Regions from separate parts of the Homo sapiens genome. Here all the other regions are linked to region 2. A link is a loop called in an ENCODE intact Hi-C map of the cell type or tissue named here. Cell type or tissue: mammary epithelial cell. All regions are shown on one strand. Region 1 overlaps LINC02634 (long intergenic non-protein coding RNA 2634). Region 2 overlaps LOC124902409 (a long non-coding RNA gene). Region 3 overlaps CREM (cAMP responsive element modulator).

Region 1 (8,000 bases), 220 kb after region 2:
GGGACCACCAGCAACAGAAGCCCCCCTTCCCAAACCCAGTGGTTTAAACAATAAGGAAATACACTACCTTGCAAAACAAGAAGTCTAGTGGTAAGAAATCCCAGGCTTGCTAATTTAGTGACAACGATGGCATCACGACCAGATCCTTCCTCCTCATTCTTTTCCCTCTACCTGCTGGTTCCCCGACCTTAATATTGCTGCCACAGTCCCAGGCATCAGAAATGGAAAAGACAGCACCCTTTTTGGGGGGATACTGCTTTTTTCTTTGTTTTTTGTTGTTTTTTTGAGACGGAGTCTCACTCTGTTGCCCAGGCTGGGGTGCAGTGGTGTGATCTCGGCTCACTGCAAGCTCCACCTCCCAGCCCAAAGACTGGGCTGAAAGGCACTGGGTTGCTCATGAGGATTCAGCCCCTAGGGTTGAGGATCTTCCAGGCTTTGGGGAAGCATATGGCCATCAATGTCGAATAAAACTGGGCTTCTGGAAGAGTGGCTTGTAGACACTGGGGACGTCTGGCACTGGGACTGAGCACTTACCCTGTACAAGAAGTGAGGAACAGCTTGTGACAGGCTGGGGCTTGAGCCATGCTCCCAGACCTGCATGGGAACTCTTATTCTTGCTCATGAAATGTATCCCTGAAGCCAAGCTTCTGCTACCAAAATAGCACGATTTGACAGCAGTGCTTTCAGCCTTACAGCAGATACTGCCTACGACCTCTCCCTCAACAGAACCTGCAGTAGGGGAAGCTTTGCAGGGGGGAACGTTGCACATCTCGCACACCCTTGCGCGTGGGATCCACAGCGCTCCCACACCCGTGCGCGTGGGATCCGGAGCTCCCCGCACACCCGTGCGCGTGGGATCCACAGCTCTCCCCACACCCGGGCGTGTGGGATCCACAGCGCTCCTCACACCCGTGCGTGTGGGATCTGGAGCTCCCCGCGCACCTGTGCGTGTGGGATCGAGTTCTCACTGCGTGTGTCTTTCTTTGAACCCTAAAAGTTTCATCTGGACTGCTGGGTATAGAAATTCCTGCTCCAAGGTTAGGGGACTGCATACCTTCTCTGTCCTGTGTAACTAGGTACTTCATAACACTAAGTCATGTGAGATGGGAACATTAAGAAAATGAACTCCTGCTAGTATTTAAACGTGTGACCATGAGGCATGCCTGAAACTGAGAACATGGACATCAGCAACATACTGTGCATGAACGGCAGCTGTTTGAGTGCCAGATGCCTCATTCCTTGTTCAACCACACTTCTCAGTTTTCTTCATATGAAGAAACTTACGTCCAAAACATGCTATTTCCCATGTGCCTAACAGTACACCTTTAAAAAATATCATGACTTGTGAAACCAACTTGATTGTTCTAGTCTACACCAAAAATAATTAGGCCGCTTTGACGTGTGAGGCAGGCAGAGCTGTTGCCAGTTGGCTGGCTGTAATGCAATGACTGTCGTATGGTAGTATACCATGGTTCTCAGAAGTTTAGATGTGCCAGGCTGGAGTGCAGTGGCACGATCTTGGCTCACTGCAGCCTCTGCCCTCTGGGTTCAAGTGATTGTCCTGCCTCAGCCTCCCGAGTAGCTGGGATTACAGGTGTGTGCCACTACGCCCATCTAATTTTTGTATTTTTAGTAGAAACAGGGTTTTGCCATGTTGCCCAGGCTGGTCTTGAACTCCTGACCTCAGGTGATCCACCCACCTCGGCCTCCCAAAGTGCTGGGATTACAGGCGTGAGCAACCACGCTGGCCATGATTCATCTTTTCTAAGGTCATCTTAAAGACACAGACTTGATTCTGAACTACTCAAGCATGGTATATTTTAATCTTTATGCTTTGTGGGAAGGTTTTTTCTATATAAATCCATTTTCTTGGCTGGGCATGGTGGCTCACACCTGTAATCCCAGCACCTTAGGAGGCTGGGGCAGGAGGATTGCCTGAAGCTAAGAATTAAAGACCAGCCTGGACAACATGGTGGGACTCTGTCTCCACAAAAAAAAAAAAAAAAAAATTAAGCAAATTAGCCAAGCATGGTGGTGCACACCTGTAGTCCCAGCTACGATACATACATGATTCATTGATCATGTTGTCTGTATCCTTAAGTTGTCCCATCTTCAGGGCCATGTGATGCGGAGTTTCCAGAAAGCAACATGGGAGTCAGCATGTTCATTCACTCCTTCAAGTCAATAAGTGAGGCTGCATTTGTAAGAAGTCCAGGAGGAGACAGGGCAGCTTTGGGACCTAGGGCTGTGGCAACCCTGACGTTACCATCCTGGGCTTGCTTTCTTCCAGGTGTGTATGTAGCTCCACAGATGCTACAGCCACGTAGTCATGGCAGTCAAGAATAACAGCTACCGTGTACAGAGTGCTCACCCTGCGCCAAGGGGCTTCCACATTTAATTCTCCTAGCAGCCCAACAAGTGTTGATGCTGTTACCATTATCCTCATTTTGCAGATGAGGAAGCAAGCTTGGAGAGAAGTTCAGTAGCTTGCCAAAGGTCACATGGCTCAGGACCAAGTGCAGAACCAGGACAGCAAGCCTCTGTCCTGGCGGTTCTCACCCAGTCTGGACCCAAAGGCAGGAAAGTGTTAAGAAACACTTGCTGGCAATGACTCAAGCAGGTGGTGGCTGCAGAGAGAGAGAGCTCTGTGGCTCTGAGTGGCTATGTGTGGGAACACCCAGACCTTCCTGTTCAAATGCACAAAAGCACATTTTCGCTCCTCTCTGGTTTTTCAAATCCCTGATGCTGATCAGGAAAAAATGACTCTACAGTTTAAGGACTAAGGACTAGCTAGCTATTGGAACATCAAAGTCACAGTTATGCTCATTGAAATAGAATCTTACAGCTAAAAGAGGTCTCACCGGTGTAATTTTTTAATTTTTATTTATTTATTTTTTGAGACAAAGTCTCATGCTCGGTCACCCAGGCTGAAGTGCAGTGGTACGATCTTGGCTTACTGCAACCTCCGCCTCCCAGGCTCAAGCGATTCTCCCACCTCAGCCTCCCAAGGAGCTGGAACTACAGGCACGCGCCACTACGCTTGGCTAATTTTTGTGTTTTTTTGTAGAGACGGGGTTTTGCCATGTTGTCCAGGCTGATCTTGAATTCCTAGGCTCAAGTAATCCACCTGCCTTGGCCTCCCAAAGTGCTGGGGTTACAGGCATGAGCCACTGAGACTGACCAACAGGTGTAATTTACTCCTTTCATTTTATAGACAAGAAAACCAAATTTCAGATTGATTTACTTAAATATTGCCAGCTATTGACAATAGACTAGAAATACTCAGATCTCTGAACTAGTGTGATAATCTTTATATTACTGTGATGCCTCTATTTTTCTATAAACTGGATTTTCAACCAGCTTTTGTGCAGCATAGCTTTCTGAGGAAGGATTTGTCCCTGTGGTTTGAATGGACGGAAGCTGGAAGGAAAACCCCGTCACTTACTATGCAAAAGTCCAGCTGGTCTCTGTGACAGCTGGAGGACACAGGAACTCTGCCAGATCTATCTCAGCCACCTCACTTTATGAAGGATGCTTGACCTGTGGTTCAGTCATTTTCTAGGACAAAAGGCTGTTAACAAGATGTACAAGAGCTCTTGCTTTCAACGTTTGTGGAGCTCTCAGAAGCGCTGACTTACAGCAGACCAGCGTGAGGCTTAACTTAGGAATGAACCCTACCTTTTAAAACACAGTTTACTATTGATACCCTTTTTTTTTTTTTTTTTTTTTTTTTTTTTTTTTTTTTGAGACAGAGTCTTGCTCTGTCGCCCAGGCTGGAGTGCAGTAGTGCAATCTCGGCTCACTGCAACCTCCGCCTCTCGAGTTCAAGTGATCCTCCTGCCTCAGCCTCATGAGTAGCTGGGACTACAGGCACATGCCACCACACTGAGCTAATTTTCGTATTTTTAGTAGAGACAGGGTTTCGCCATATTGCCCAGGCTGGTCTCGAACTCCTGACCTCAGGGGATCCACCCGCCTTGGCCTCCCAAAGTGCTGGGATTACAGACATAAGCCACTAAGCCCAGCCACTACTGATAGACTTTTGAGGAGGTGAGAAGCCCAAATAAGGAGGCTTTGGATGAAAGTGGGCTGCCCGGGAGAGGATAGCATGAGTGTGCCTGTTTGTGTCTTCTGTTTTGTGTTCCATACCTCTGGAATTTTCATTCAGTAGGTCTGGGAATTTGTATTTTTAACCAGTTCCTTGCATGTTTGTTTGTTTGTTTTTGAGACAGGGTCTTGCTCTGTTGCCCCTGCTGGAGTGCAGTGGCACAATCACAGATCACCTCAGCCTCCACCTCCTGAGCTGAAGCGATCCTCCTGCCTCAGCCCCCGGAATAGCTGGGACCACAGGCATGTGCCACCACCACGCCAGGCTCAAGTTCCTGGCATGTTTCTGAAGCACTCTAGTGTTGGAGAACACTGAACTCTATGATCTGGGGTTGGGCCTAGCCTAATTTTCCTTTAAGTCATGGATGCTCTTACCCAGCATTTATCCAGCACACAGACTGTTTAATGTCACAGCCACAGCGCCACCTAGTGTATGTGTGACTTCCAAACGGCGTATTTTCTTAGAAACATTAGTCTGTGAACATTTCAAAACTCAACGGGTGGTATTTCTTTTCTGCCATGGACTCTCCAAGTGTATGCCAAGCCCTATGGGGGCAAGGGATTAAGGGCAGTTTTCTCTGATCTAGTTTGGTGAATTATATTCACAGTAACTCTGGGGAGTCTTGGGTTAACTGTGGGGGAGGGGCAATAATTTGACAAGGTTTGGGAATCCTTAAACTATAGAGTTTTCTCTAAGAGTACACAGTTAATTGCAAATAGATTGAATTATTTGACATAAGAACTTTAGACATTACTTCCAGGCCACATAGTTTTAGCAAGTAAGTGACTTTAAAATGAATCCATCTTTTCTCAGCAAAATTACCGGTTTTGCTTTAACTGCATATGAGGGGTTATTTTAGGTGGTTAGAACATAGTGGAAAATGAGGCCAGGCGCGGTGGCTCACACCTATAATCCCAGCACTTTGGGAGGCCGAGCCAGGTGGATCACTTGAGGTTAGGAGTTCGAGACCAGCCTGGCCAACATGGCAAAACCCCATCTCTACTAAAAATACAAAAATTAGCTGGATGTGGTGGTACGCGCTTGTAGTTCCAGCTACTGGGGAAGCTGAAGCAGGATAATCGCTTGCAGTGAGCTGAGATCACGCCACTGCACTCCAGCCTGGGTGACAGAGTGAGGCTCTGTCTCAAAAAAAAAAAAAAAAACCTAGTGGAAAAGAGTTTCAAAGCGTTTTGCGTGTCACTCAGACATGGCTGTGGGTGGCATTTTAGTTCTTATCGTAACCTGTGATCACAGTGTTGGCCTCATGGGAATTGGATGAGCATAATCATATCACTAGAAGTTCTTGGAAAATAAGTATCATTAACTGTGGGAGAGCAGTGATATTTTCACACTCTAAAAAGTATACATATCCTGTTGCTTAGTAATGCCGAGATCAGCATCTGTTTTGTTATTGTAGCTTGAAATATCATGAAAATGTAATTGGAGATGAAGGTGCTGATGGCATTTAGCAATTACTTAGAGGTTAGATTAGTGACATGGTAATGATAATTAGATTATATGCCTTTGAACAATTTCTATTCAGAGACTTTTGATATATGATATTATGAATAAGATAATGTTAGAAATTCCAAATTTTAGAACATTAATCCATCTCAATATTAATTTAAAAATAAATACACATACATACATACATACTTCTTTGGTCAGCCAGAATTTTTTTTTATTAGCCTTTTCCTCACATAACCAGCCAGTGTTAAAATAGATTTGATGTCATGAAGGTTGCAGCTTTTAGGCAGTATAATTTTTTTTCCTGGCATGCATAATTCTGTATTATGTACATGGTTTCATTCATCCTTTTATCCAGATGTCTGAATTGATGTAACCCAGCTGGATTTTATTGGAGTTTAGACCTAGAAGGGTAGAAGACAAATCTACCTTATCAAGGGTATAACATGCCTAACCTATTAGTCTTTCTATTCAAGTAACCTGACTTAATATCATTAAATGCTGGGTTGCTGTTGCTCCAGGAATACAGGATTGTGGCAGTTTGGTGGGGCAGGGAGGGGAGGTTGGAGTACCAGCAGAGGGTTTCATAGAGGGAACACCCCATGTAACAATAGAGAAAGAAGACTGAGTTGCTGGAGGGGCTTAGCAGAAAATCTATGGGAACTCTTCCACAGCTGGTATGGACTTCACGCACCAAAGCACATTGAGATTAGCTGTGGTTTCTTAGGGATTTTCACTACAATCAATTACTTGAATACTTCTAGAGCATTTAGTATCCCAGACACCCCTGTTTCATGATTTTCATTTTAAAATGAGTCAGGCAGTGATTACCTATGTTCTTAAAAATCCATCCTGGATAAAAAGAACTACAGAAACAAAAGAACAAAGTCCAAAGCTACAGGCGCTGTGAAGAGCAGAATGAACAGTGGGTGTGTGCTTGGCTCGAGGAACCATGGCTGACAGCCACCAGACCTGGGTTCTGGTCCTAGCTTTTCTGTTAAAACTCCCTGTGTCGCTTTGGCAAGGTCATTTGACCTCTGTTTGATTGGGAACCTCTGTTTTCTCCACATTGACCTTGACATTTGTGACACTGTGATGAAATTCACAGTGAAATGTAAATTTCAAAGAAGAGTTCATCAGATCTTATTTGTTACCTCATCCCTGTGAACACAGCTTCTAGATTCTTAGTATCAGGTCATGAACCTATAAAATTATCTTTCAGAATGTCTTCAACATCAATATTTTTAATAATCCATTCTGAGGATTGCCCAGCATTTAAGAGAAAAAAGCCTTAGGCTGAAACTGGCCTGTGATGAAGGCAGGGACATCTACTTTGATTCTGGTAACTGGATTAAGATTTTCACACATGAAGACTTTACTTGGGCAAATTTTGTTTTACTTATGTTATTTATAAATGCACCAAAACTGTGACTGAATGAAAATTTTCCACCGCAGGAGTTTCCTCTGCCCTTCTCAACCTAACAGGGCCGCACCAAGTTAACAGAAATTATCACTGGCTTAGAAAAGGTTGTGGTTTTCAGTGTACATTAGGAGGGTTACTGTCCTGTAACCCAGTTTATTATTTTAATATTCTTGAAAGAACTGAAGTAATGAAGGGAGAGGCTATATTTTCTTTAGAAGATTTTTCCATGTTATTTGAAAGGTTTTATTCACACATATTTTTCTTAGCAGAAAAACAATTAAATTGAAAAAATTTTAAAAGTACTTTTAAAACGTACTTTTAAATGTACTTTTAAAATGTACTTTTAAATGTACTTTTAAAATGTACAAAAATATTTTAAAATGTACATTTTAAAGTACATTTTAAAATTTTTTCAATTACCCTTTAATAAAGCTGGAGGAAAATAAATAATATAAAATTATACATTTTGTAGATGTGAAATATGTCATAAAAATCAAAGTTTATAAAAAATGTTTACCAAAATATATAACCAGGCTGGGCACGGTGGCTCATGCCTGTAATCTGAGCAATTTGGGAGGCTGGGGCGGGTAGATCAATTGAGGTCAGAAGTTCGAGACTAGCCTGGCCAACATGGTGAAACCTCATCTCCACTAAAAATACAAAAAGTAAGCCAGGCATGGTGGTGCTTCCCTGTATTCCCAGCTACGTAGGAGCCTGAGGCAAAAGAATCGCTTAAACCTGGGAGGCGGAGGTTGCAGTGAGCCGAGATCACACTGTTGTACTCCAGCCTGGGTGACAGAGTGATACTCTGTCTCAAAACAAAACAAATATATAACCTGTATAAGGCTAATTTAAAATAGTTTTAATAGTTTTGATAGGAATGCATTTCCAGTTTGCTTATTAAAATTTATTATGGTGTGAGTTTTAAAATTGTATATACAATGGATAAACTGATTTTAAATATATATTTTTTATTTCAATAGCTTTTGGAGTATAAGTGGT
Region 2 (8,000 bases):
ACCACTTAGTGATGCTGAGGAACTGACCCTGACTCCCGCTCTCACTCCAAAGATGTGGCCTTCCTGGCTCTAAAATTGACTCAAGAAATGCAGACCCCCAAAATTAGATTTTAAATGTTCTCACCACAAAGATCTGGGCATGGTGGCTCATGCCTGTAATCCCAGCACTTTGGGAGGCCAAGGCAGGCAGATCACTTGAGGTCAGGAGTTCAAGACCAGCCTGGGTAATATAATGAAACCCTGTCTCTACTAAAAATACAAAAATTAGCCGGGTGTGGTGGCACATGCCTGTAATCCCAGCTACTCGGGAAGCTGAGGTGGAAGGATCGCTTGAACCTGGGAGGCAGAGGTTGCAGTGAGTCTACATAGCGCCACTGCACTCCAGCCTGGGCGGAGAGCGAGATCTGTCTCAGAAAAAAAAACGTTCTCACCACAAAGGAATGACAGTATGTGAGGTGATAGATATGTTCATTAGCTTGATTTAATCAGTCCACATCATCAACATGTATCAAATCACATTGTACTCCACGAATACATACAATTATTACTTGTCAATTAAAATTAAAATTAGGGGCCCAGCATGGTGGCTCACACCTGTAATCCCAGCACTTTGGGAGGCTGAGGTGGGCAGATCACGAGGTCAGGAGATCAAGACCCTCCTGGCTAACACGGTGAAACCCCGTCTCTACTAAAATACAAAAATTAGTCGGGCATGGAGGCGGGCACCTGTAGTCCCAGCTACTCAGGAGGCTAAGGCAGGAGAATCACTTGAACCCGGGAGGCGGAGGTTGCAGTGAGCCAAAATCGTGCCACTGCACTTCAGCCTGGGCAACAGAGCAAAACTCCATCTCAAAAAAAAAAAAAAAAAATTAAAAATTAAATAAAATAAGATTAGGTCAGGTTCTATGGCTCCTGTCTGTAATCCCAGTGCTTTGGTTGGTTGGTTGGTTGGTTGGTTGGTTGGTTGGTTGGTTGATTTATTTGTTTATTTATTTATTTATTTATTTATTTTCGAGACAGAGTTTTCCTCTTGTCGCCCAGGCTGGAGTCCAATGGTGGGATCTTGGCTCACTGCAACTTCTGCCTCCTGGGTTCAAGTAATTCTCCTGCCTCAGCCTCCCGAGTAGCTGGGATTACAGGCAAGTGCTACTACACCCTGCTAATTTTGTATTTTTAGTAGAGACAGGGTGACAGGGTTTCACCATGTTGGCCAGGCTGGTCTTGAACTCCTGACCTCAGGTGATCTGCCTGTCTCAGCCTCCCAAAGTGCTGGGATTACAGGTATGAGCTACCGAACCTGGCCTATAATCCCAGGGCTTTAGGAAGCCCAGGCAGAAAAAATACTTGAGGCCAGGAGTTGAAAACCAGCCTGGGCAACATAGCAAGACCCCATCTTTACAAAAAATTTTATAATTGGCCAAGTATGGTGGCACATGCCTGTGGTCCCAGCTACTCAGAGGTTCAGGCAGGAGGACTGTTTGAGCCCAGGAGTTTGAGGCTGCAGTGAACTATGATCATGCCACTGCACTCCAGCCTGGGTGACAGAGGGAGACCCTGTCTCTAAAAAAAAATGAAATAAAAACAAATTAAAATTTAAAGACCCTCATAACTAGTTAGATGGTACATTTAAACCTAAATAGATTAATACTTTTATTAAACATTAATGTCATAAATACTCCAATAAAAAGACAGATTGTCACACACATATACACACACACATACAAACACACACACACACACACAAACAAGCAGCTCCTCATGTTTGTATCCATTCATTACATGGAAGTATTAAGGTCATTTATATAAATTTTTCCTGAACAGAATGCAAGTTCTAAAAAATAAAGGTCTGTTAAACACCCTAGAATTAAACCTCTCAAATCAGGCAAGATTCTATCAGCACCAAAAAACACATATTTTTTAGTCCTGCATGATATCTTTAATTTATTAAGCTGTGTCCTTGGCTAAAGAAATCAAGAATTTCCAGTGTATGGATGTGGAAATTGGAAGTGGGGATGGAGCAAGGAATGGGTGTGTCATTCTGTCATTCCTTAACAGACCTGAAAAATGCAAAGTTCTTATGTAATTTTCCATATCAGTAATGATTCCATTCTATACTGGATACACATAAACAAATATTTCTCTACCATTACCTGTGAAAAGAAAAAAGCACAGTATGAAATATTTCTGTTCACCAAGACACTCCATTACTTGGCCTGTAAGATAATATCTTAAGAATGCTGTAACTATCCTTCTGCTCCCTTACCCAGTATTGCAACACACACACACACACACACACACACACACACACACACACACACTCATTACTCATCACGGCAATCTTGTGGTCTTCTTTCTGATTACTTATCATTTGATTAGAGTTCTTCTGGAATATTTTCATCAAACAGAAGTAGGTATAGGATTTATTTTCTAAATCTTGTGTAATTTTGAATATATTTCTTTTACCTTAACAGTTATATAGGCTGAGCGCAGTAGCTCACGCCTGTAATCCCAGCACTGAGGGAGGCTGAGGCAGGCAGATCACTTTAGGTCAGGAGTTCAAGACTAGCCTGGCCAAAGTGCTGGGATTACAGGCATGAGCCACCGCGCCCAGCTCACCAGGATATTCCTTAAGTGTTTTATTAATCCAGATTGGAATTTGGTGAATTCTTTCACTTCGAATACTCAATTTCTTTTTAGTACGTATGATTTATTATTATTATTATTGGTTTGGTTTAATTACAGCTTCTCTTCTACTTTTCTTTTTAAAAAACCTTTCTAGGCATTTTATTGTTTACATGTAAGATTGTCTGAATCCAGACTTCAAATACTTTGTCAGTTTCTTCAATATTTCCATCTGCTTGTAATTTTGTTTTATGTTTTGAGATTTTTCTCTCACTGAATCTCCTGGGCCACTAATTTAGCCTGCAACTATCCTCTTCTTCAGTCATCAACTGAAATTTAAAATGAAAAACTCGTGTTTCTTATTTCTTTTTCTTTTTCTTTTTTTTGAGACAGTCTCGCTCTGTCGCCCAGGCTGGAGTGCAGTGGCACGATCTCGGCTCACTGCAACCTCCGCCTCCTGGGTTCAAGTGATTCTCCCGCCTCAGCCTCCTGAGTAGCTGGGACTACAGGCACGTGCCACCACGCCCGGCTAATTTTTTGTACTTTTAGTAGAAATGGGGTTTCACCATGTTGGCCAGGATGGTCTCGATCTCCTCACCTCATGATCTGCCCACCTGGGCCTCCCAAAGTGCTGGGATTACAGGCATGACCTACCGAGCCGGGCCTTGTTTCTTATTTCCACAAAGTATTTTATGCTGTAATAGAATCTCTTCTATTTTGGCTGGGCACAGTGGCTCACAACTGTAATCCCAGCACTTTGGGAGGCTGAGGGAGGTGGATCACTTGAGGTCAGGAGTTCGAGACCAGCCTGGCCAACATGGTGAAATCATCTCTACTAAAAATACAAAAATTAGCTGGGCGTGATGGCAAGTGCCTGTAGTCTCGGCTACTAGGGAGGCTGAGGTGGGAGAATTGCTTGAACCCGGGAGGAGGAGGTTGCAGTGAGCCAAGATCGCACCACTGCACTCCAGGCCTGGGCAACAGAGTGAGATTCCATCTCAAAAAAAAAAAAAAAAAAAAAGAATCTCTTCTATTTTATTTTATTTAAGTATATAAATTTAAGGGGTACAAGTGCAGTTTTGTTACATGGATATATCTTGTAGTGGGGAAATCTAGGTTTTTAGTGTAACCATCACCCAAGTATTCAATTTTACCTTCTTGTTCCTTTTTGGTCCAAGTTATTGAATGCCTTCATAGATTCCTGCTTTTCCTTGGGCCGGTTCCTTTTAGATGGGCCAGTTCCCTTCCTTAGCTCACTCATGAGTCTATTTATCATTGGGGTCCAGACCCAGCTAACAGGATACTTTTGCAATCTCTCAAGTAGTACAAGGTCTAGGATTGGCTTCCTCTATGGTAGGTGACATGCCAGCTGGCAGGTTGAAAGGGGATCTGGGAAGCTTTACTGTCCCTGCTGTCCTCAATGGCAAAAGCTAGATCTGTGCAGCCTCAGGCCTGTGGGACACCATCTTTTCACCCTTGAAGCTCTCTCCTTAGGAGATCAGCAGTGCATAGATTTTCTCCAGCCCAGCTCTCCAGAGAAAGGGAGCTCTGGTCATTGCTCTGGGCTTCTTACTGCTGGTCCCACCCCCAGCCTGCTTCAGTCATTCCTGTTGGTTGAACAGGAGGCACCAAGCTTCACCTGCCTGATGGCCACAGCTTTAGCTGCACTCAGGAAGGGGAGTTAAGCTGGTGGTTGAAATAGATGTAGGAAGAGAAACTTGCCATTGTGTCTCATTGGTTTAGGGATGCAGAACCATGGCAACTTCCATGAAAGGCTGCAGAGAGAAAATGAGAAATATTTAGAGCAGTAATTTTTTATTGCTGCCTGTAGAGTCTGAATCAATGGGAAGGCAAATATTATTTATCAAACACTTAAAATAGTATGTCAGGCATGGCGCTAGGAACTTCAGATAAGTTATCTCATACAATCTTCACAACACTATAGTTTTTGTTCGTTAAGAGATGGAAGGAGCTTGCTCGGGGTCACCTTGGCAAGCTATTCAATGGACTAGAATGATTCATCTTCCAAATGTCTACAGTTCCCCATTGAGCTGGAGAGAGAGGGCAGCCTCCCTAACGAGCCAGCTCTACAGCTTCAGCTCCCAAAGCTTGCAGAGTACCAGTTGCCATGACAACAGGACAAAATGCAGAGACCCTAGCTGCTGGGAGGAAATGACATGAGCCAAAAGAGTAAAAACTCACCCCGGTACTGGAATGTATGAGTCACTTACAAAGAACACCTGTAATTTTGAGAGCTTAAACCACCAGAGGGAGACAGAGATTGCCACAGGCGGGGGAATCTGTCTGTATTCCAAATGCTGCTGCCTCCCAGCGCTCCCGCCTTTTCCCCACACTAAGGGCCTCTGCCCAGTCTCCCAGGCTGACCCTTCCTCTTTCAGAGCTCCTCAAACTATCTCCTCCCAACTGGAGCTCAGGACTTGGGACCTGGCCCCTTGAGGGTGACAGAAAGGTGACTTGCATCTTCTGGGGGAAAAAGCAGAGGCATTCAGAAACGAGAGCCCTTCCAGAAAACCAGTTTGCACAATGACCAGGAACTCTGACACCTTAAGCCCATGCGAATCTTGAATAGAGAAATCTTGGACACTGAGGTAAGGGTGGTGCTCGGAAAGTGTCTTGGTCCAGATTTTTCCAGACCCTTTGATTCACAGTGGCATAGATGCTGGCAACCTGCTTGCTAATCGCCCAAGCGATTCCAGCCTGGTGTCAGGGAGGAAGATGCCCTCCGTCCTCTTTCATCTGGAAAAAGCAGGGTAGCATGTGTTAACTCTTACATATCAAATTCCTCTAGGAATTCTGGGGATTCCTTTTATTTGGCTCAGAGAGGAAACACCTAGAACATTTATACTCTAACCCAGAGAACTGAGGTGGTTTCCTGGGTATTTCTGATGTGCATTAAGAAAGAAGCTATTTCATTTAAGCCAAAACATAAGTGGGGGCTGGATTCAAAAGCAGACTCTCCCCTTAAAACAGCTTCTTCCTTTGCTTCTAGTCATTAGGGACAAGTCATGAGCCTCTTAAGCAGTAAGCATGTGAACAATTTGTCTGGTTCTAACAAGTGGTCCTTCCAGCAGGACTTCAGGGAGCAGAAGTGTATGCACTGCTGCAGAAAATGAGTTAGAAACTATCACAAAGGAGGAATGTTGGGCTTGCAGGGAAAAAATTATGAATAATTACCATATAGCAGGGGAATTACATGTCTTTCCTGCTGCTCGAGAACTAGACTAGAACCAAAGGGTGGTCCTGGGCATGAGGCATGAGGAGAACTAGGTAGGGAAAAGGTCTGTGGAGAAGTAGTAGAACCAGAGAATGGAAACAAACAAACAAACAAACAATGCAGATAGAGTCTGATTCTAGCCAGGGCTTCTAGGCAGCTCAAAGCCTAGTGTCAGAGGATGTAATAAACTCAGCACCATTTGGGGCAATCACTGGGACCAGGCACTCCACTCCAGCAGGCAGGGCAAGGGATGCTAGGAAGCTTTCCAAAGATCGTTCCTCAAAGGACCGTCACAGCTGGTGGTGGGGAATGTGGAGGGCAGAAGGCAAAAAAGAGAATGCATGGTACCAGCATTCCATCACCAGGACAAGGCCCCCAGTATTGGCAGGAAGCTAGGTCACTGAACAGAAACTAAGGGGCTAGGTTCAGTGGCTCAAACCTGTGGTTAAAAAAAAAAAATTAAAATTTGACTTTAGTCAAATTAAATTTAAAGGTGTTTAATTGAGCAAAGAATGACTGGCAAATTGGGCCATCTCCTGAGCCAGAGTAGGCTCAGAGACTCCAGCGCAGCCACGTGGTAGAAGATTTAAGGGCAGAAAAAGGAAGGTGACATACAGAAAATGGAAGAGAGGTGCAAAAACAGCTGGATTGGTTATAGCTTGGCATTTGCCTTATTAGAATATGGTTGGAACAGTTGACCACATTTGATTGGCCAAAACTTGGTGATTGGCACAAGAGTAGGCTACAGTCTGTTTACAATTTCCTTTAGCTTATAGTCCACAATGTACAGAGAAACCTTTAGGTAGAACTTAAAATATGTAAGGAGGTAGCTTTAGGCTAAATTTGATTTAATACTTATAATCCCAGCATGTTAGGAAGCTGAGGCATGAGGATCTCTTGAGACCAGGAGTTCGAGACCTGCCTGGGCAACATGAGGAGACCCCATCTCTATAAAAAAATTAGCCAGGGCCTAGTGGTGTGTGCCTGTAGTCCCAGCTACTCGGGAGGCTGAGGTGGGAGGATTGTTTGAGCCCAGGAGCCTGAGGCTGCAGTGAGCTATGATGGTACCACTGTACTCCAGCCTGGGAGACAGAGCGAGACCTTGTCTGTAAAAAAAGAAGAAAGAAAAAGGAACTGAGGGAGTAGACTCTTGGTTAAAGCCCAGCTGGTCGACTCAGCCAATAAAACAGGAGGATTAGGCAAGAAGGAGAAGCATGAGGAACACTGTGGCTTGAGGTTGCTTCACACGGCCCAGGATGCACGAGGCCTGTGGTGTCCTGCTGTGAGAGCTGTGGCAGAGCACGTGGCATTCTGGAATCTCTGAACTTCTCACAGTAACGTTTTTCAATGCTTGAAATAAAATACCCAGGATTATAAAGGAAACCAACAACACTGAAAGATTTTTGTCAAAATAGTATTAGAAAACACATTTTTGAGGCCAGGCGCCGTGGCTCACACCTGTAATCCCAGCCCTTTGGCAGGCCAAGGAAGGCAGATCACCTGAGGTCAGGAGTTCAAGACCAGCCTGGCCAACATGGTGAAACTCCATCTCTACTAAAAGTACAAAAATTAGCCAGGTGTGGTGGCACACACCTGCAGCCCTAGCTATTCAGGAGGCTGAGGCAGGAGAATCGCTTGAACCTGGGAGGTGGAGATTACAGTGAGCTGAGATCGCACCACTGCCCTCCATCCTGGGCGACAGAGTGAGACTGTCTCAAAAAAAAGAAAAAAGAAAAGAAAAAGAAAAAAGTTTGACATAGGGATATGTAGCAACAACAGATATTCCTGTGTTAAAGTACCTAGGGGCTGGTGAGAGGTGTGGCAGAACACATGGGTCTGGGGAATGGAGTGCAACGTGCGGAGCTGGGGAAGACCAGGAAAGACAGAGGGAGGGACCACAACGCAGAGTCCACTGAAGAGGCAAGTTTGGGAGGTGATAATGACTTAAATACCAGAAAAGTTCCTACAGAGGTCAGAGAACTTGCTGTCAGGCTGCTGGGAAGCAGGTTTTTCGGTGTGCGAAAGGTTAAACCTTTAAGACTCAAGTCAACCTCCATCCTCCTGGAGCCCAGGAGACACAAGACCCAGGAAGTACCATCTGTAGGTCCTCACTAGAGTCATCCAACTGTCTTCCATGCTTTTT
Region 3 (8,000 bases), 200 kb after region 2:
ATTTTAAGTCGATCTTTTATCTATTAACTTTGCTGAACTCTAATTACTTCTAATAATTTACTGATTCTTTGTGATTCGGTCTGTGATCCTATGTGAATGTTTATACAAATAGTGATGTTTTGTTTCCTCCCTTCCAATCTTTATTCCTGTTTTCTTTTTCTCTTTTTTTCTTTTCCTTAAATAATCATGGCCAGGAGCTCCAGTTTAAACACAGCAAGGCCAGTGGGCATTCTTGTCTTCCTGAACTTAGTGGCAGTGTTCCCTGCCCTCCTTCTCCCTTCATCTCACTGAAGGGCCCTGTCAGCTTCTTTGTGGATTCTCAGTGCCTGTCTTGGCTGATGCCTCAGCAGTATTTAACACTGTCGACTTCTGCTTCCTCCACTTCCTGAGACTGTGTCCTCCTTGCTCTTCTCTCTCTGCTGCTTCTCTGTCAGTCCTGTTGCTGGGCTAAGCTTCCCCTGCCCCTGTCCTGAGTGTTTCAGTGATCCTCAGGCTCACTCCCCCACCCTCTTCCTGCTGAGCTCCCTCCCTGAAGGACTCCCTCCCACGCTGGCTTCAGTTCACTGTGACTATGTCCTGACTCCAGCTGGTTCCTTAGATGGCCACACATACCTCTGACTCCTAAAATCCACTCTTCCTATCTTCAGTGATTGACCACTACTATCCTTGATGCCAGAAACCTAGGTGTTGTCCAGTATTCTTCCCAGTCTCCATTCAAAGTCACTGTGTAGATTCTTCTGCCTGGCTGAGCCATGAATGCTTCTGCCACTCCACAGCCCTCTGTCCTGGCCCTGGCCCTGGCCTGGGTGCTATCCCTCTGACCCAGGCTACCCCTGTGGGCTACAGTCTCCGGCAGCCACCGGAAGCTGGCTATTGTGGAACAGCTTTCTGATCCTCCTAATCATGCCAGAGGCAGCAGCTCCCTTCTTGGCTCAGTTTTTTGGGAATTGTTCCTGAAAGTTCAGCTAAACTCTTCATTCCTCACAGTGATTCTGGGAGCCACTGATAGTTCTTAAAAACAGCAGTTTCTTGCCCCCAACATCTCCATTACTGCATTGCACTTGTTTTGTTTTGTTTCGTTTTGTTTTGTTTTGAGACAGAGTCTCACTCTCTTGGCCAGGCTGGAACACAGTGATGTGATCTTAGCTCACTGCAACCTCTGTCTCCTGGGCTCAAGCATTTCTCCTGCCTCAGCTTCCCGAGTAGCTGGGATTACAGGCATGTACCACCATGCCCAGCTAATTTTTGTATTTTTAGTAGAGACGGGGTTACACCATGTTGGCCAGGCTGGTCTTGAACTCCTGAGTTTAGGTAATCCGTCCATCTCGGCATCCTAAAGTGCTACGATTATAGGCATGAGCCACCACACCTGGTGTCTGGGGTCTTTTTAATAAGGGCACTAATCCTGTTCACAAGGGTGTCACCCTCATGACCTCATCACCTCTCAGAGGTTCCACCTCCAAATACTATTGCATTGGAGGTGAGGATTTCAACAGAGGAAATTGGGTGGGGATACAAACATTCAGTCTATAGCATCCACTCAAAAGCATCCATCAATGTCTGTGACCTGTTAGACAAAGCTCCAAATCTTTCATGTGGCCCAAATCTTTGCTTGATCCAAGCCTTGCATTCTTTAATAGCTGCCTACCTCTCCACTTCTCCCTCTTTTGTAATACAGCTCTTTCTTTCATTTCCTGGGATAGGCCATGCCCTCTCTCCCTCCAGGGCCTTCTTCACACATACCGATTGCCTGATAAGAATACGTTCCCCGAGGAAGCCTTGCCCATCCTCCACATCTGGCTTAGGCAACCTTCTGTGAGTTCCTACTGTACTTCCTTAGGCACATATCATGTTGTGTTGTGGCTCTCTGTCTTGCTAGATGGTAAGTTCTATTTGGACAAATACCTAGCACAGACCCTGGCATGTGATAAATGTTCAGTAAGCATTTACCAAATGAAAGTGAACTGTTCTTCCTCTGAAAATGTGATTTGTTCTGTGTGCTGATTGACTTGAGATTAACTGGTCCAGGGAATACATTAAAACTACTAAGAGCAGTAATCAACTAAGCAACCCATTTCCCTTCTTTCTTTCCTTCCTTGCCTTTTTTTTCACACCAATATTTATTGAGCATCTATGTGCCAATTTAAAGAAATGCTGACATAAAAATCAATTTCTTATTGATTTTCTGAAATTTGAAATAAAATTTACTAATAGCATTCTTGGACCCAAACCCTCAGGTGTGACTGGGACAGCAAAGAGTCCCTGCTGGAGCCCCAGATTGAGGTTGATGTCTAGGTGACCATCCAGGGTTCCTTACTCAGCCAAGATATCTTCAGCTGAATTGAAACCCTAACCCCATTGTCAGGTATCCTGGAGAATTACTAGAAACATGGACACTCCCTGAAACTTTACCTCCTGAGCATCTGAGGTGTAAAGTCCTTACCTTTACTGGAAGATGATTAAATTAAATACAGCTAAAATGTGGTGGGATGTCCTTTCATTGACATAAGGTTGGGTTGAATTCTAATCATACAAGGGAAAGGGCTTTGGGTGCGGTGGCTCACACCTGTAATCCCAGCACTTTGGGAGGCTGAGGTGGGTGGATCACCTGAGATCAGGAGTTCGAGACCAGCCTGGCCAACATGGTGAAACCCCGTCTCTACTAAAAATACAAAAATTAGCCAGGCATGGTGGGCACCTGTAATCCCAGCTACTTGGGAAGCTGAGGCAGGAGAATCATTTGAACCCAGGAGGCGGAGGTTGCAGTGAGCCAAGATTGCACCTTTGTACTCCAGCCTGGGGGAGAATAGCGAGACTTCATCTCAAAAAAAAAAAAAAAAAAAAAAAAAAAGACAAAAGGTCTCAGTGGCATGTCACTTATTTTTTTGCAGTGGAAATGCCAATAATTTTTTTCCAGGCTATGGTCTGTTCTATGGTTGAACATTCGCCCATTTTTGTGTCTAACCTTATAATCACTGAATTTCCTATAATGATCCAGCTCTCTATGTGCCAAGCCTTCATTAAGTGATCCAAATAAAATTTGACATTTAAAAAAAATGTACAAATAGTAATTTTGATTTATTTATGAATTTTAAAAATCCCAAATGTCTTTTCAGGGGGTTTTAATCTGGGAAAATAAGGTATTAGATTGAATCACATGAAACTGCTATTTTTGTAGGCCAGAAAGTTCAAATATCAGCAAGTTCATGTGATTCAATCTAGTAGTTATGGGAGAATACTACATAATACTTGCTCCATTGGCACAGTGAATTTTTAAAATTTAATTATCTACTCCCTTTAAGTGAAAGTAGCAAATTCTGTATCACCTTAGGAAGAGTTGGATTTTTTGATGGTGTAGCAAATGGCTCAGCAAATAAAAATGTTAAGTGAACACAGGTGGCTGGATATTTCTTGGTGAGTTTAGAAGTGACTATGAAATATGGTATTTCTTTGCTGATAGTCAATGTGTTTTTTTTTTTTTTAAATCTCCAAGTGTTTTTTCTCTTATGAGTTAGGAAATTATGTTGGGTTTATTCTCCCTTAGTTTACCTAGAAGCCTTGGACACAACAATAATAAAGAAGTAGCCCTGTAAGATACAATCATGTAACTTTTAATGCTAAAAGAGACATTATTATTATTATTATTATTATTATTTGCTAGAGCCCACCTCAAACAGATTTCTATGTAAAAATGAGAAACAAGAGCATTAAGATGGTTTATTACAGGAAGAGTTTTTATAGGGCTTGGGTTTCAGTGAGCTCGCCTGTGACAAAGCAAATTGATGGCAGTGATAGGCTAGTGATGTCATTGTGATGTCAGTCCTCCTGCTTATCCTGCACATGCTTGCTAATTTGGAACACTTTATGTTGAACTGTGGTAGAGGAAACAAGACAGTTCTGTCTGCAGAAGCCCATTATGGCTGTAACTGGAGATGACACAGGTAAGAATGTTAAAGAGGGGTTTTCAGTTAATTGTGCAGATTGTTTTGAAGTTTAGGAAGTATTCAGGAACATCTGAGTGTTTCAGAAAGTGTTACTCTCCTAGTCACTTAGGTGTAAGACTTTTTTTGAAATATACATCTATATATTCAGCTCACTTTGTTAGGGCATCTTAGTGTGATTGTTTCTTTGCTCAATATTCTATTGCTTGCTTGACTGAGGCACTAATCCTCTCTTCCTCCCTCTATCCTCCCTCCCCTCCTCCCCACTCTTCCCCTCCTCTTCTCTTCCCCTCTCCTCCATCTCTGTGTCTCTCTTTCATATGCATACCATTCTGCCCTACTAAAATAAGCTGTTACTTCATAGGCAACCTGTTGCAAATTCAATCTAGCCGCAGATTAAACATACAGTATATACCGTTCATGTTCTGATTTCATTACTGTGGACAAATGCAGCTCCAAACAGAATAGGAAAAACCCGCGTGTTATGGATGTTTGTGTGCCTACTTGTTTCTTTCCTCCTGTATTTAAAATGGTCTGTTCAGCTAATTGAGTTCAAAAGGCTGATGTCATTACATTTCCTGGAATCGTATTTCAGCAGGGGAAGTGGAAAAGTTAAAACTCCAAGCGAGCTGCACATTGACGTCAGCTCCGAGTCATGTTGTGATTTAGTCAGTTCCTTTCCGCTTTGTAAAATGCTGCTGACAGATTTAGAGTTAACTAGCTCACCACTGCCTCTGCCTCCAAGCTGCCTTTTAGACTGAATAGCTTTTCTTGTTAGCCCTACTTTAACATTTCTTTTGAAGTGGTTGTCTGCTTGAAGAGGGAAACACGTCATGAAACTGTAATGCATGAACAGAACTCAGGAGTTGTCTGGCCAGCTTAGTGGTAAGATCGAGCCTCCTACTGAGGCCGTCCCTGCATGCGCCTGGTGAGAAATGGATTATGTATTGTATAAGCTGGCGGGTTCTTTACTCTTACTCCATCCTCTTACTCCATCTATAGGAACTTGCGATTCAGAGCTCCTCTAGTGTTCAGTCAGGGAAGTGCTTGTCTTTTACTTGTTCTCCCAGCCTCTGGTATTTAAATTTGTAATCGGTAATTTTTCACTAGGTTTGCTTTTCTCAGTAACAAAGAGTGATTTTGGAAGACTTAGTTACTAATAACCTTTGTGTGCTTGCAGTGTTGTTTATTCAGTGGTCTTGTTTGTAATACAGTACTGAATTTGCAGTTGAATTAAGAGTTTTAAACAACTTCACTACAATTTAGCTCTTCGAAGTTAATGGGTCTCAGCCCTCTTTGTGGATAGGAACATTGGATTGTCTTGAGTAAGTAAAACCTGTATTACATTGTTTTTAAAACTGTCTTGAGGAACTATTTTTTTCTCGAAGTTTTGTGAAGTTCTAGAGATGCTATAGACTGCAGAACTCAAATGATGAATTTATTATAAGACATAGATGAACTTAAAATCATCTCAAACACTGCATGTCATATGATTCTTAGAACCAGAAGGCACTTTTGTACATATATTTTCTAAAAATTATTGGTTAATATCTTTCTTTACCAAGCCTTTCATTCCTATTACCCCTTTGACTTGTCTAAGCATAAGACTCATAACAAAAAATAAATAAAATGATGTGAAAACGCTGTGTACTTTTTTTTTTTTTTTTTTTTTTGAGACGGGGTCTCGCTCTGTCGCCCAGGCTGGAGTGCAGTGGCGCGATCTTGGCTCACTGCAAGCTCCGCCTCCCAGGTTCACGCCATTCTCCTGCCTCAGCCTCCTAAGTAGCTGGGACTACAGGCGCCCGCCTAATTTTTTGTATTTTTAATAGAGGCGGGGTTTCACCGTGTTAGCCAGGATGGTCTCGATTTCCTGACCTCGTGATCCGCCCTCCTTGGCAATGCTGTATACTTTTAACCACTACATATAAATAAACAAACATTTTTGACATTTGTTTTTACAGAATGAACATAACATCCTTGAAAGTTTTTTTCACAGTTTTACCAATAATGCTACACATGATTGATTTTCCTTTTCCAATTTAAACTTTTCAAAATGCTGAAACTTTAAAATGTCAAACAACTTAAAACACTTTTTCACAAGACCTGATTTTGCCTTTGGAAATCATATTTTTAAAAATCTGGTCATTTCTTACAGAATCAGTGCTATTTGAAAAATGAGTAATAAATTTTATTTCATTTTACTTTATTTATTTATTTATTTATTTATTTATTTATTTATTTATTTATTTATTTTATGAGACGGAGTCTCGCTCTGTCGCCCAGGCTGGAGTGCAGTGGCTGGATCTTGGCTCACTGCAAGCTCGGCCTCCCGGGTTCACGCCATTCTCCTGCCTCAGCCTCCCGAGTAGCTGGGACTACAGGTGCCCACCACCACGCCCGGCTAATTTTGTTTTTTTGTATTTTAGTAGAGACGGGGTTTCACCGTGTTAGCCAGAATGGTCTCGATCTCCTGACCTCGTGATCCGCCTGCCTCGGCGTCCCAAAGTGCTGGGATTACAGGCGTGAGCCACCGCGCTCGGCCTCATTTTACTTTATTTTTTTAAAGCCAGAAGAGCACAGGGTTAAGGGACTTTTTTGAAGGTGTAGTAGAGTAGCTTTAGGAACCAGACCTCTGGGCTCTCAGTTCTGAGGTAACCCTATGGATCGGCAGACCAAGTAGATCTAGATTAGTGGCTTGCAAACTTTTCAACCATGACCCACGTTAATTATCACGGCAAAGTGGACCTATGTGTGTATGTACCCTACATTTATATAAAACAAGTTTCAGACATAATTCTTATCCTTACAAAATATGATGTACCCATAATTCCTTTTCTGTCCTTTTTTTAAAATGCTATTCTTGACCCATGAAATTTGCTTTTTGACCCATTAATGGTCTACAGCTTACAGTTTGAAAAACTTTGATCTAGACCAAAATCAGGCTCCTAGCACTAATGGCTGGCCTGGAAAAGATATTAGCAGCATTTACCTACAGGATCATGAAGTGAAATATTAAAAGCAAATGACTGGCCGGGCGCGGTGGCTCACGTCTGTAATCCCAGCACTTTGGGAGGCCAAGGCGGGCGGATCACAACCTCAGGAGTTCAAGACCAGCCTGGCCAACATGGTGAAACCCCGTCTCTACTAAAAATACAAAAATTAGCCAGGCGTGGTGGCACGCGCCTGTAATCTCAGCTACTCGGGAAGCTGAGGCAAGAGAATGGCTTGAAACCGGGAGGCAGAGATTGCAATGAGCCAACATTGCACCACTGCACTCCAGCCTGGGTGACAGAACGAGACTCCATCTCAAAAAAAAAAAAAAAGTAAATGACTATAGTTTATGGGATTATATTATTGATTTTGTGGGGCATAATTTACATTTTTATTAGAAATTGCCTTTGTTTTATTCATAAACTGATTCTGTTAGGAGCATAATTTCCTATCTTTTAGACTCTGAGTCTGACGTTGCATTCTGACGTTGCATTCTGGCTGGATTTCTGCATTGTTTAAAACAAACTTTCCAACAAATTTGGAAAACTAGTGTCTTAGTTAATATTTGATGCATGAGAATAAGGATATATATCACCTTTGTGAAAGGAGGCTATTAGCAATTATTTTTGCTTAAAAATATTTACATAAAAGAATAATTTCGAGGCTGGGCGTGGTGGCTTACGCCTGTAATCCCAGCACTTTGGGAGACCGAGGTGGGCTGATCACCTGAGGTCAGGAGTTCAAGACCAGCCTGGCCAACATGGTGAAAGCCCATCTCCACAAAAATACAAAAATTAGCCGGGCGTGGTGGCATATGCCTGTAATCCCAGCTACTCGGGAGGCTGAGGCGGAAGAATCACTTGAACCTGGGAGGTGGAGGTTGCAGTGAGCTGAGATAGTGCCATTGCACTCCAGCCTGGGTGACAGAGCGAGACTCCGTCTCAACAACAACAAAAAAGAATAATTTCATTTAGGTGTGACAGCTTCTTGAAGTTGGTAACTGAACAAGTTATAATCACTTTGGAAGTGAAAATAACAAGGCATTTATCTACCTTAAGATTCAGTAAA

The links. A loop is a pair of places that touch in the nucleus more often than their neighbours do. Peaks named below come from ENCODE experiments on the same cell type or tissue, not always from the same donor. Only the 100,000 strongest peaks of a DNase experiment are listed, where the experiment ranks them.
Region 1: it touches region 2 in a loop (20-fold over the local background); 27 of 110 quality-filtered maps call a loop at or near these places.
Region 3: it touches region 2 in a loop (9-fold over the local background); 6 of 110 quality-filtered maps call a loop at or near these places.

Annotation. Positions count from the first base shown.
Region 1 is chr10:35,214,122-35,222,121 of GRCh38, forward strand. It overlaps LINC02634 (long intergenic non-protein coding RNA 2634), which reads right to left. Exons shown (of 3, transcript XR_930819.3): 3 at 5,768-5,979. Among named protein-coding and RNA genes, the nearest start is that of LINC02634, 27 kb to the right of the region's middle. RefSeq lists an enhancer at 366-867 and a silencer at 4,574-4,623. In mammary epithelial cell, a CTCF peak has its summit at 4,533 (motif pointing left); a DNase peak (open chromatin) is centred at 4,520.
Region 2 is chr10:34,989,966-34,997,965 of GRCh38, forward strand. It overlaps LOC124902409 (a long non-coding RNA gene), which reads right to left. Exons shown (of 2, transcript XR_007062110.1): 2 at 3,647-4,397. Among named protein-coding and RNA genes, the nearest start is that of LINC02635, 21 kb to the left of the region's middle. In mammary epithelial cell, a CTCF peak has its summit at 4,892 (motif pointing right); DNase peaks (open chromatin) are centred at 2,296 and 4,806; H3K27ac peaks cover 2,768 bases.
Region 3 is chr10:35,191,274-35,199,273 of GRCh38, forward strand. All of the region lies in intron 6 of CREM (cAMP responsive element modulator), which reads left to right. Among named protein-coding and RNA genes, the nearest start is that of LINC02634, 49 kb to the right of the region's middle. In mammary epithelial cell, a CTCF peak has its summit at 4,959; a DNase peak (open chromatin) is centred at 4,728; H3K4me3 peaks cover 1,097 bases; H3K27ac peaks cover 1,529 bases.